2 separate regions of the Homo sapiens genome follow, and region 2 is linked to region 1. A link is an interaction called in ENCODE POLR2A ChIA-PET data of the cell type or tissue named here. Cell type or tissue: HepG2. All regions are shown on one strand.

Evidence for each region. ChIA-PET counts read pairs that join two places held together with the same protein. Peaks named below come from ENCODE experiments on the same cell type or tissue, not always from the same donor. Only the 100,000 strongest peaks of a DNase experiment are listed, where the experiment ranks them.
Region 2: POLR2A ChIA-PET joins it to region 1 with 6 read pairs; 5 of 35 experiments call an interaction of 5 or more read pairs at or near these places.

What each region holds. Positions count from the first base shown.
Region 1 is chr10:93,595,135-93,600,134 of GRCh38, forward strand. The region is part of intron 4 of RBP4 (retinol binding protein 4); the gene reads right to left. Among named protein-coding and RNA genes, the nearest start is that of RBP4, 3.6 kb to the right of the region's middle. In HepG2, a CTCF peak has its summit at 1,599; DNase peaks (open chromatin) are centred at 1,607, 2,117 and 4,339; H3K4me3 peaks cover 1,989 bases.
Region 2 is chr10:93,690,573-93,695,572 of GRCh38, forward strand. It overlaps FRA10AC1 (FRA10A associated CGG repeat 1), which reads right to left. Exons shown (of 14, transcript NM_145246.5): 5 at 4,289-4,365; 6 at 2,074-2,157; 7 at 1,437-1,521. Among named protein-coding and RNA genes, the nearest start is that of FRA10AC1, 9.5 kb to the right of the region's middle. In HepG2, no CTCF peak of the experiment used is centred here; no DNase peak of the experiment used is centred here.

The DNA.
Region 1 (5,000 bases):
CTTAAAAAAATAAAAAAGAAAGAAAAAAAGAATGTATGTGAGCGATTTGCCACAGAGAAAGAACAGTGTCACCCTGTATTGAGATAAAAGTGCCACATCTCTACTTAATTTAACCTTCTTGTTGACACAATACCATGATTGGGACTTTCTGAGCACTTAATTATGTGCCAGTCACTGTATGGACACTCCCATTTGTTTTCTCGGTTACCTCTCACATTGATCCAAAACTGCACACTATCATCCTCTACTTTACAGGTGAGGAAACTGAGGCACAGAGATACTTAATAATTCACCTAGGGTCACAAAGAGCAGGGCAGAACTGGGATTCAAGCAAGGGAGTGTGATCCCAGAGCCCACATGCTTCACCTCTACACCACACTGTCTCCAGACAATCAGTACACTGACGGGAGAGGGGCAAGAAACAAAAAGGCTTTGTGTCTCCATCTCAGGCTCAGGTGTTGGAGCAAGGGGTGATGCTCCCTCTGCAGTGTTCCAGTTGGAGAAGCGCAGAGGGAACTGGATCCCCCAGCGTTAGAGGGTGTAAGGCCACCTGGAATGCTGGTCCTAAGTTGCCTCTGGGTGTGCCTCTCTGAGAACCCCTGGAGTGCCAGCCTAGGATGGGGTTCAGCCCAAACCCAGGCTCTGCAGGGGGGCTGTCACAGGAGTGGGTGTGGAGCCCCTCTCTTCAACTCACCCTAGGCCTGCCAGGAGAATGAGCCACTCCTGTGCCTTGAGGCTGTTCCAGGGTAACAGTGTCAGAGGTGGGGCTGAGGAGATGTTCCAGAACCATGACTGCTCAGCAGGAACCATAAAGTTATTCAGCAGAAAGGCTGGGAACAGAAGCCACAGGGCTGCCTGCTGGGCCTCACCCTAACCACTGACTCCCCTCACAGGCTCCAGAGTATCTGGGTGGTCTTCCTCATCCTTGGATGAAGTCATTCTTTCCCTGGTTACGAGGATCACAGTGTCTGTCACAGGCACCCTCAGACACAAAAACACTTGCCTTTGAAATGTTACCTCGACTCATGATCCAGGCAGCTATTAGCTTGGCCGATCGGCAGCTTAACTTTTTTTTTTTTTTTTTCCTCCAAAATGGTCGCCATCATTTAAATTTTGACAGAGGAATTAAGTAACTTTCAATACTTGGATTTAGTAAAATTGGCTACTGTTCTTGACTTTAAAAGAAGGCCTAAGTTGGTTTGGTTAATCTCCAGGCTCTTTTGGCTGAATAATTCAAAGACGAGGAATTTAAATCATAGTGACCTTGACCAGGCTCTCCCTTTTAAGAGTATTTGCAAGAGATGAACTGCCAGAGCACTGCGAGAATGAGGTTGGTTCTCTAACCTCCTCACACCCGGCAGCTGGGCAGGGCTCCTCTGGAGAACCAGACACCCCCAGCCATTTCCAGACTCCAGCTAACCGCATGCAGTGGAGCTAGGGACAGAGAGCGTTGGAGGCAGTGGCTGTGTGGCTGGGAGCCCCTGCCTCCCCTCTACCATCCTAGGAAGTGGGGTCATGCTGCAGCTGTGTGTATACTGTACCTACACAGACTGGTTTAGCGGTTTGGACTGCCAGTCCCAAAACCAAAGAAAATGCTTGGTAGAGGGCGCTGTCTCAGGCAACCTGGTTCCATTGGTCTGTTCTGTTGCTCACTGCTGTGGGCCTGGCATGTGTCCTTTCAGCTCCCTAAACCTGCATGCTCCAATCATCTAAAGCAGCAAGACCAGGTGGGAAGCTCCCTGTGGTTCTCAGGCCTAACAGTCCAGCTGAGCCAGCCAGGCAACAGATTCAATGCTATTTCTGATGCATTGTCAAAATACCCCAACAGGCCCCAGAAAAGTGAGTGGAGTCTGAGGCCTTGATACCTGAGTAAGCCAAGCTCTTCAGATTGAATTATCTAGACCAGTGGTTCTCAAACTTCATTGTGCAGAAACAGCATACCCAAGGAGCATACTTAAAATGCAGATTCCAGGGCCGTGCCCTTAGAATTTCTGACTCCATAATTCTGGGTTTGAGTCCAGAAATGTGCATTTGTTAACAAGCACCCTAGTGTATTTAGATATAGATGGAGCAGGAACCCTGACTTTGACCAACACTAATGTAAACATTCAGGCTTGCATTGTTATTCAGTCTGACAAGGGCCCCTTTACTAGCAGAGTGACAGACTTCATCTGACAGAAGGACACAAGGAGAGTCTTTGTCCAGGTCTTTCTACAAGAGCACAAAACAATGATGATATAACTAATATTTATTGAGCACTTACTATGCACTAGGCTAAGCATTTTCACAAATTACCTTAATTAGTCCTTCCAATGATTCTATGAAATAGAAACTATTCTTTATCCCCATTTCATAGTGAAGGAAGTCAAATCTCAGGGAGGCTAGCCTGTATTCAACCAAGACCTGCTGATGGTAGTATCCTCAACCCCTGAGACATCCTGCTTGCTGCTGGTGGAGCCAGAAGGGAAGACCAGTATGGAGCATGCCCAAGGCTGGAGCAGCAAGCCACATCAGTCTGTTAACACTGACATTCAACTGTAGAGATTGATCACATTTAATTTTAAAATAATTCGACAACAAATTTCATGATCGCTTGGCCCTGAGTTACTTTCTCTCCATAAGCGCACCTCATTTTAAACACATCCGTTTGGTGAGATGCAGTGTGTGGAGCAGGGGAGAGGCTGAGGATGCAGCCCACTCTTGGAGTGGCCTTCAAATCCCTCTGTCCAAGTCAGTGTTTAAAGCAAGACCATGGTCAGGGAAGAAACTGGCACGAGGAATGAAAGTAGAGTTTGTTAAGATGACCCCAAAACAAGCATGTAAAACAGAACAAGGTAGGTGCATCAAGCCATGCCATTTGCGAGATACTCAGAAAACAAAGGCATTGTTTGTGCCTTTTTACAAGCCATGGGTTAAGAGGTGTCACTAAGTGCCAAAAATTCACCCTGTGCCCCTAGGCCAGTCACTTCTCTATGGGCCCCAGTTTCTTCACTTCTAAAACAAGAGACTTGAACCCAGTGGTCTCCATGGGTCCTCCCATTCTAGACCCAGAATCTAAAGCTATGATTTCACGACCAGGGAGATAACTAAGCAGCCATCATATCAAACACTTACAAAGAACTCATGTCTCAGGCACTGTTCTGAGTGCTTTCTGCCTGTTGACTCATTGCATCTTGTAACACAACTCTATGAGGTAGGTTCTATGATCGTTTCACTTTGCAGATGACGAAATAGGCACAGAGAAGTGAAGGAACATATCTAAAGTTCCACAAGTAGTGGTGGAGTTGGGATTTGAACTTAGGAGGTCTAATTTTAACCGGGCGGGCTTAACTACAACACTGCACAGCTTCTTTTTTGAAATGTAACCTAAGAAGGAATTTATCCTTAAGCCTTCCATATTATAGTCATCTCACTTAATATCTATAGCAATCACTTTCAAGATGGCAGTACTTTTTCGCCCTCCAAATGAAATCCTGATAAAATACCAATATACAAGAGACAAAAGCAAACTAATCTGGTTTGATAGGGGGAGGAGGCAAGAAACAAAATGCTCCCTTCTCATTGGGTCCTCTCTGACCCTGTGCCTAAAGGCATTGCCAACAGAATCCTAGTCCATTAAGGAGCACATCTCAAAATGCTATAGAACATATGTGTTTCCTCTTTCTAAAAATTAATAATCTTGTACCTCTGGTATTGATTTTTGTAATCCATTATCAGAAAAGTATATTTTACTCTAAATAAATCACTTTGGGATGTTTTGCTGCACTATTTGAAATAATTTTTATTATTTCCAAGGATAATAAATAAAAATAAAGCTTCTAAGCTTTTTCTCTACCAGGTATGGTGGCTCATACTTGTAATCCCAGCACTTTGGAAGGCCGAGATGGGAGGATGGCTTGAGCCCAGGAGATCAAGACCAGCTTGGGCAAGCTGGGGAGACCCTGACTCCACAAAAAATACAAAAATTAGCCAGGCATGCTGGCCCATGCCTGTAGTTCCAGCTACTCAGGAGGCTGAGGTGGTAGGATGGCTTGAGCCCAGGAGGTTGAGGCTGCAGTGAGCCATGATGGCGCCACTGCACTCCAGCCTGGGTGACAGTGAGACCCTGTCTCTAAAAAAAAAATAATAATAAATTAAAATTAAAAATTAAATAAAATTTAAAAATGCAATTTCATCCAACACACAACTTTAGAGGAAGTCCAAGAGGGTGGTGTGCCATATATGGAGAGCAAAGGGTTACAATAAAGGACACTTCTACCCTGGATCACCGAGCAGAGAGAGTCTCCCTGAACAACCCTTGGTCCTATCTCACAGAAGAGCTCAAACAATACTTTGCAAAAGCTGGTCTGGATTAGGAGTCCCTGCAGTTCAGGGCCACCTGATCCTGGCCTGAGATTTGGAAGCCTGGCTTCTGACATTGGCTCTAACAAACTTGTTGCATGTCCTTGGGCAAAGTTCTCTTGGCCTCAGTTTATTCATCTACATATTGAACCCCCTCCAAAAGGTTAACTCTCCCTCTCTAAGATTCCATGATATGTGTCCCCTGGCCTGCATTATTCTCTAGCTACCAAGTAGATTCCTGATTTGAAACTTAGGATAAATGGGGAAAAAAATGGGAAAAAGAGCATGTAGACACTGTTTTCTCATGATTAGGCCAAATTTTAGGATGTTCTTCTACAAGTCCTCAACATCACTCCCCTCCACATCTGATTTTCACAGCTTAGTGGAAAGGGAAGAGGCCACAGCCACAGCACACTGTGCCTGGCTCAGAATCTCAGCATCAGCAGGCCAGGCACTTGGGAGGCATCCACCCCTATGCACAGTGTTCCCTCCGTCCTTGGATAGGGCTCTCTCGGCCTCTGTGGGAGCCCCAGATAGTCAAGCTGTCTCAGGGATTCAGCCCAAAGAGACGGAGGAAATGCAGAGCTAGGTGGAGTGGTGATGTGAAAGACAGGAGGAGAAAGCATGGAGAAAGCACACACCTTGGCACAGTGGCTGGT
Region 2 (5,000 bases), 95 kb after region 1:
ACTGAAGAATTATGATGGTATTAGGAGGTGGGGAAAAATAAATGAAAAAAAGAAAAAAAACAACAACTTAAGAACAATCCATGAATAAGCCAGGGCTGAAAAATCTCCTTTGTTACATGCTCCTAGAAAGACATAATTTTCACACTTGATTTACAATACAGTAACTTTAAGTAACTCCAATTACTGTGGTGCTTTTTGAACCAGATGTGGTACAGAGAAGACAGCTGTGAACCAGAGTCCATAACTAGTTCATAAGAAACAGCAGTTCTGGGGATAAATTAAGTGCACGGGTTTATAAATAGGGTATACAAAATGAACATTATTACTATTTTCTATAAGAAACTGTGAAGCAACACACATATTAAAGGCACTACTGAAAAAATTATTAAATCAACCCTGGTTCTAATGAGATCAAATGATTTAAATGACAAATAAATCTTCATGATAGATAAATACAAGATAGCTTTTTAAATAGGTTTTTTTCTTAATACAAATATACAGTATCTATAACACATATTTATGCAACATTCCCTCCTCTCACATTTCTAACTGAGATCTGCTCCTGGGTCACCTTTTCCAGCTATAATTTGATGTTTGAGATAGAAATAAAAGTAACTTTCTATTTTTTAGAGTCTCACTGTCACCCACACTGAAATGCAGTGGCACGATCATAGCTCACTGCAGCCTCAAACTCCTGGACTCAAGCAACCTTCTAACCTCAGCCTCCCAAGTAGCTAGAACTATAGGCATGCACCACTGCACCTGGCTAATTTTTTTTAGTTTTTGTGGAGACAAAGTCTCACTATATTGCCCAGGCTGGTCTTGAACTCCTGGCCTCAAGCAATCTTCCTGCCTCAGCCTCCCAAAGTGCTGAGATTACAGGCATGAGCCATCACGCCCAACCAAAAATAAAAATATTAACTAAAGTAAGATGTAAAGTGGGAAAGGAAATCTGTCATTACTAATTAGCACTGATTGAAATGTTAATTTTACTAGAATAGACATTTATGTAATAGAAGATGTGCATCTGGATCTCTATAAATGGTAATCAATTTTTAAAATCTATCAGTTTCAAACATCATCTGTGAAATAAGACATTATTCTGTAGAGTTAAGTCATTCATTACAATCACTAGAGGCTCTAGACTAGAGTCAGGATGAAACAGGATCCAATACCCACTTGCGTTTAATTTTAGACTTTTCATGCCTCAGCTCACAAACAAAAAAAAGCATCCTTGTCCTTCATAAATTTCCATAGGCCTTTTGTAAACTCCACAGCTGCAGAGGTTAAATGGTCCAAATGACACATCATAAACGCAGGACAACTGAGTCTAGAATTAGCATCTTTAAAAGAATAATGTGGGGCATGACAGTATAATAAAAGTTAATATTTTACTTGAATAAGAACCTCTTTCCATAAATATGTGGAAAGCATACCTTATTTTCTTTATATTTACTGAGATCTGCTATGCAGTATTCCTTAAATAATTTATCATAGTATTTCTTAGCAAGTCTCTTCTCCCTAGACCCATGAAAATATAAATATTATACATTTAGAAACTCAACCATGGTTTGCTACTTTCAAGTGATGTCAAAGAATACATACTACATAAATATTAATGTTTTAAGAGAACTATTACTTACATGTGCATGGAATATCTGGATATTAACTATTAAAAGTGGTTCACTCAGGGAGGGAAATTGGAGAACTGACAGTCACAAATAAGAAGGAGAATCACTCTTCACTGTTTACCCTTTGTAATGTTTGGATTTAAAAAAACATTTTCAGGTATGACTTTTTTCTAAAACAGCAGCATATAATAACATATTACAAGATAACACACAATACTGTAAAAAAGAATGTTATTTTTTTGAAGACTAAGTCAAACAATGAGAAGTCAGTTAAAACTGCCAAAAATTACCAAAAGAACCAAATAATCCTAGGCTTGATTTTATGTCCTTGATTCAGAACTGTTCTATGAAGGGGCTGAACACCTTGACTAAAAAACCACTCAGAAAACAGGAGAAACAGGACTAAAGCATTTGATGCATTACGCCTCTGATGGCTAATTACCAAGTCATGTCCATTTCGTCCTCCTCATTCCATAGGAATCTATGATTTTCTCGTATAACATCCAAGTCTGTCTTGTCATTTTCCCTGGAAAACAGAACTTTTTCAATTTAATACAAAAACAAAAGTAGTCAAATTTAGGTTAAATAGCTCTGTGAGTTTTGGAAAATTTTATTAAAAATATAATACATGAAGATAGTTTTTTGGTGAGTATAAATTTGTTCACATATTTATAAAAATATTTCAGTATTTTCAAAAGGCACTTATAAAAATACTACTACAGAAGCAAGTTAAATGGATAAGGAATCTGTCTGTAGCATTGGTTTCAATTATACAAATGGTGCTAAGTTACCAAAGCTAGAATGAGAAACCTGACTAAACACTAAATGAATAAAGTGAATGAAAATAAGTTTCATTCTAACCAACCACTCTGCTGAGATTTAATTTTAAAAAATATGAAAAGTTTTCCGTATCTCATTTTACTAGTTTCCTAGGTAGAAGACTGAGTAAAGGAGGAAGAAAGCCAAAGGGATTGACCTTTCAAAATAAAATGCTAACAGTCTGGGGGTAAAAAAAAAAAGGAAAAAAAAAAGTGATTGTTGGGAGATATAGGATAAATTGATAGGTGAGATAAATTGGGGGTAAATGAGGTGGTACTAAATTTTCTCAGAGTCCTACCAACTCAGAAAATTGTTAGAGGGAAAAAAAAAACCTCACATAAAACTAAGAAGTTCTAAGACACACACACACTATAGCAGCACAATTCGCAATTGCAAAGCTATGGAACTGACCAAAGTGCCCATCAACCAATGAGTGGATAAAGAAAATGTGGTGTGTGTGTATATATATATATATATATATATATACACCATATATATATATATACACCATATATATATATATATACACACATACATACACCATATATATATACACACCATATATATATACACACCATATATATACACACCATATATATATACACACCATATATATACACACCATATATATATACCATATATATATACACCATATATATATATATATACCATATATATATACACACACCATTTATATATACCATGGAATACTACTCAGCCATAGAAAGGAATGAAATGATGTCTTTTTGCAGCAACTTGGATGGAGCTGGAGGCCATTATTCTAAGTGAAGTAACTCAGGAATGGAAAATCAAATATCATATGTTCTCATTTATATGTGGGAGCTAAGCTATGAGGATGCAAAGGCAAAAGACTGATATAATGGACTTTAGGGACTCAATGTGGGGGAAGGCCAGAAGGGAGGTGAGGGATAAAAGACTACATTTTAGGTATAGCATACAGTGCTTGGGTGATGGGTGCACTAAAATCTCAGAAATCACCACTAAAGAACTTATCCAGGCAACCAAAAACCACCTGTACCTCAAAAACTATTGAAATAAAAATAAAAATTTAAAAAAACAAAAACAAAACAAAACAAAAAACAAGTTCTGATAGAAGAGCCTTAAACATGGGAAGGACTTTGATGTGCAAGAAATGCTAGACTGAGAGTTCTTGTTTACCTATCTTTTAAAAAGCAATCCCAAACATCAAGGTATAAAAATTTCCTTATTTCAAAGATCTTTGCCAAGAAGACACATGAGTATTCTTCAGATATTCTTTTATCACCAGGGTTGTGCCCGGCTCAGCAGGTAAAGAGTCTACCTGAGGCCTGTCCAAAAAAATGGGATTCATGAAGAGCTACTCAGGAGCTGTGGATGGTATCTCTACCTTATAATATAAAAAAGAAACTGGGGCCAGGTGCAGTGGCTCACGCCTGTAATCCCAGCAGTTTGGGAGGCCAAGACAGGTGGATCACAAGGTCACGAGTTCAAGACCAGCCTGGCCAAGATGGTGAAACCCCGTCTCTACTAAAAATACAAAAATTAGCCAGGCATGGTGGCAGGAGCCTGTAATCCCAGCTACTCGGGAGCCTGAGGTAGGAGAATCGCTTGAACCACAGCGGCACAGGTTGCAGTGAGCCGAGATCAAGCCACTGTTCTCCAGCCTGGGCGACAGAGTGAGACTCCATCTTAAAAAAAAAAAAAAAAAAAAAAAAAAAAAAAGGCACACCGGAATAGAAAGCAGGGAAGAATGACAGAATCAGAAGGCACAGTAGCTGTGGGTCTTTAAAGTTTCCCATAACCCACATTCCCTTCTATGTAAACTTCCTGATACTTACCCCAAACGCTTGAAGTCTTCTTTTTTGCCACCATAGTATAAAATATAGTCATTTACGAACTTTGTATGTCTTTGATACTGAAATGCAAAAAATTAAGGATTTTATTCTCTTAGGAGCTGTTTGGTGTCATAATATATTGCTGATTGGTGGTAAAAAAAAGCACAATATGAGTCTATTTAGCTTTTTAAAAATATTCACACACTATACATGCTTACACATTCAGAAAATCTAGAAGGGTATATATTAAATTGTTGAAAGTGAAGATTGTAAAGTACAGGCTTTCTTTTGACTATTTTTCAAGCATATACTACTCTTGTGATAAAAATATACCTCCATCTGGGGAGAAATAGAGCTTCTTATTCTATTGCTGAACTGCATATAGCCTCCTACCACCACTCATTCTAATAATCACAATATGAAAAATTTAAAAATTATAGTTTCTAAAAGTAGAGAATTTATCTTTCATTATCATAAAATATAATTTATCTATTTTAGTAATGATAAAGCCTCTAAATAGAAGATGCAACTTTTATAATTATATTTATAATTTATAATTAAATCCCAACATTAAACTTTCAAAAAAGCAAATATAAAAAATCAATTTTTATAGTCTTTTAAATTCAAAGAATAAAATGCCATGTTTTTTCAAAGCATTGTAACAAAATATATGAGCATTTTACTTTTTGTTTTAAAAAGCTCAACAGCACTCTCT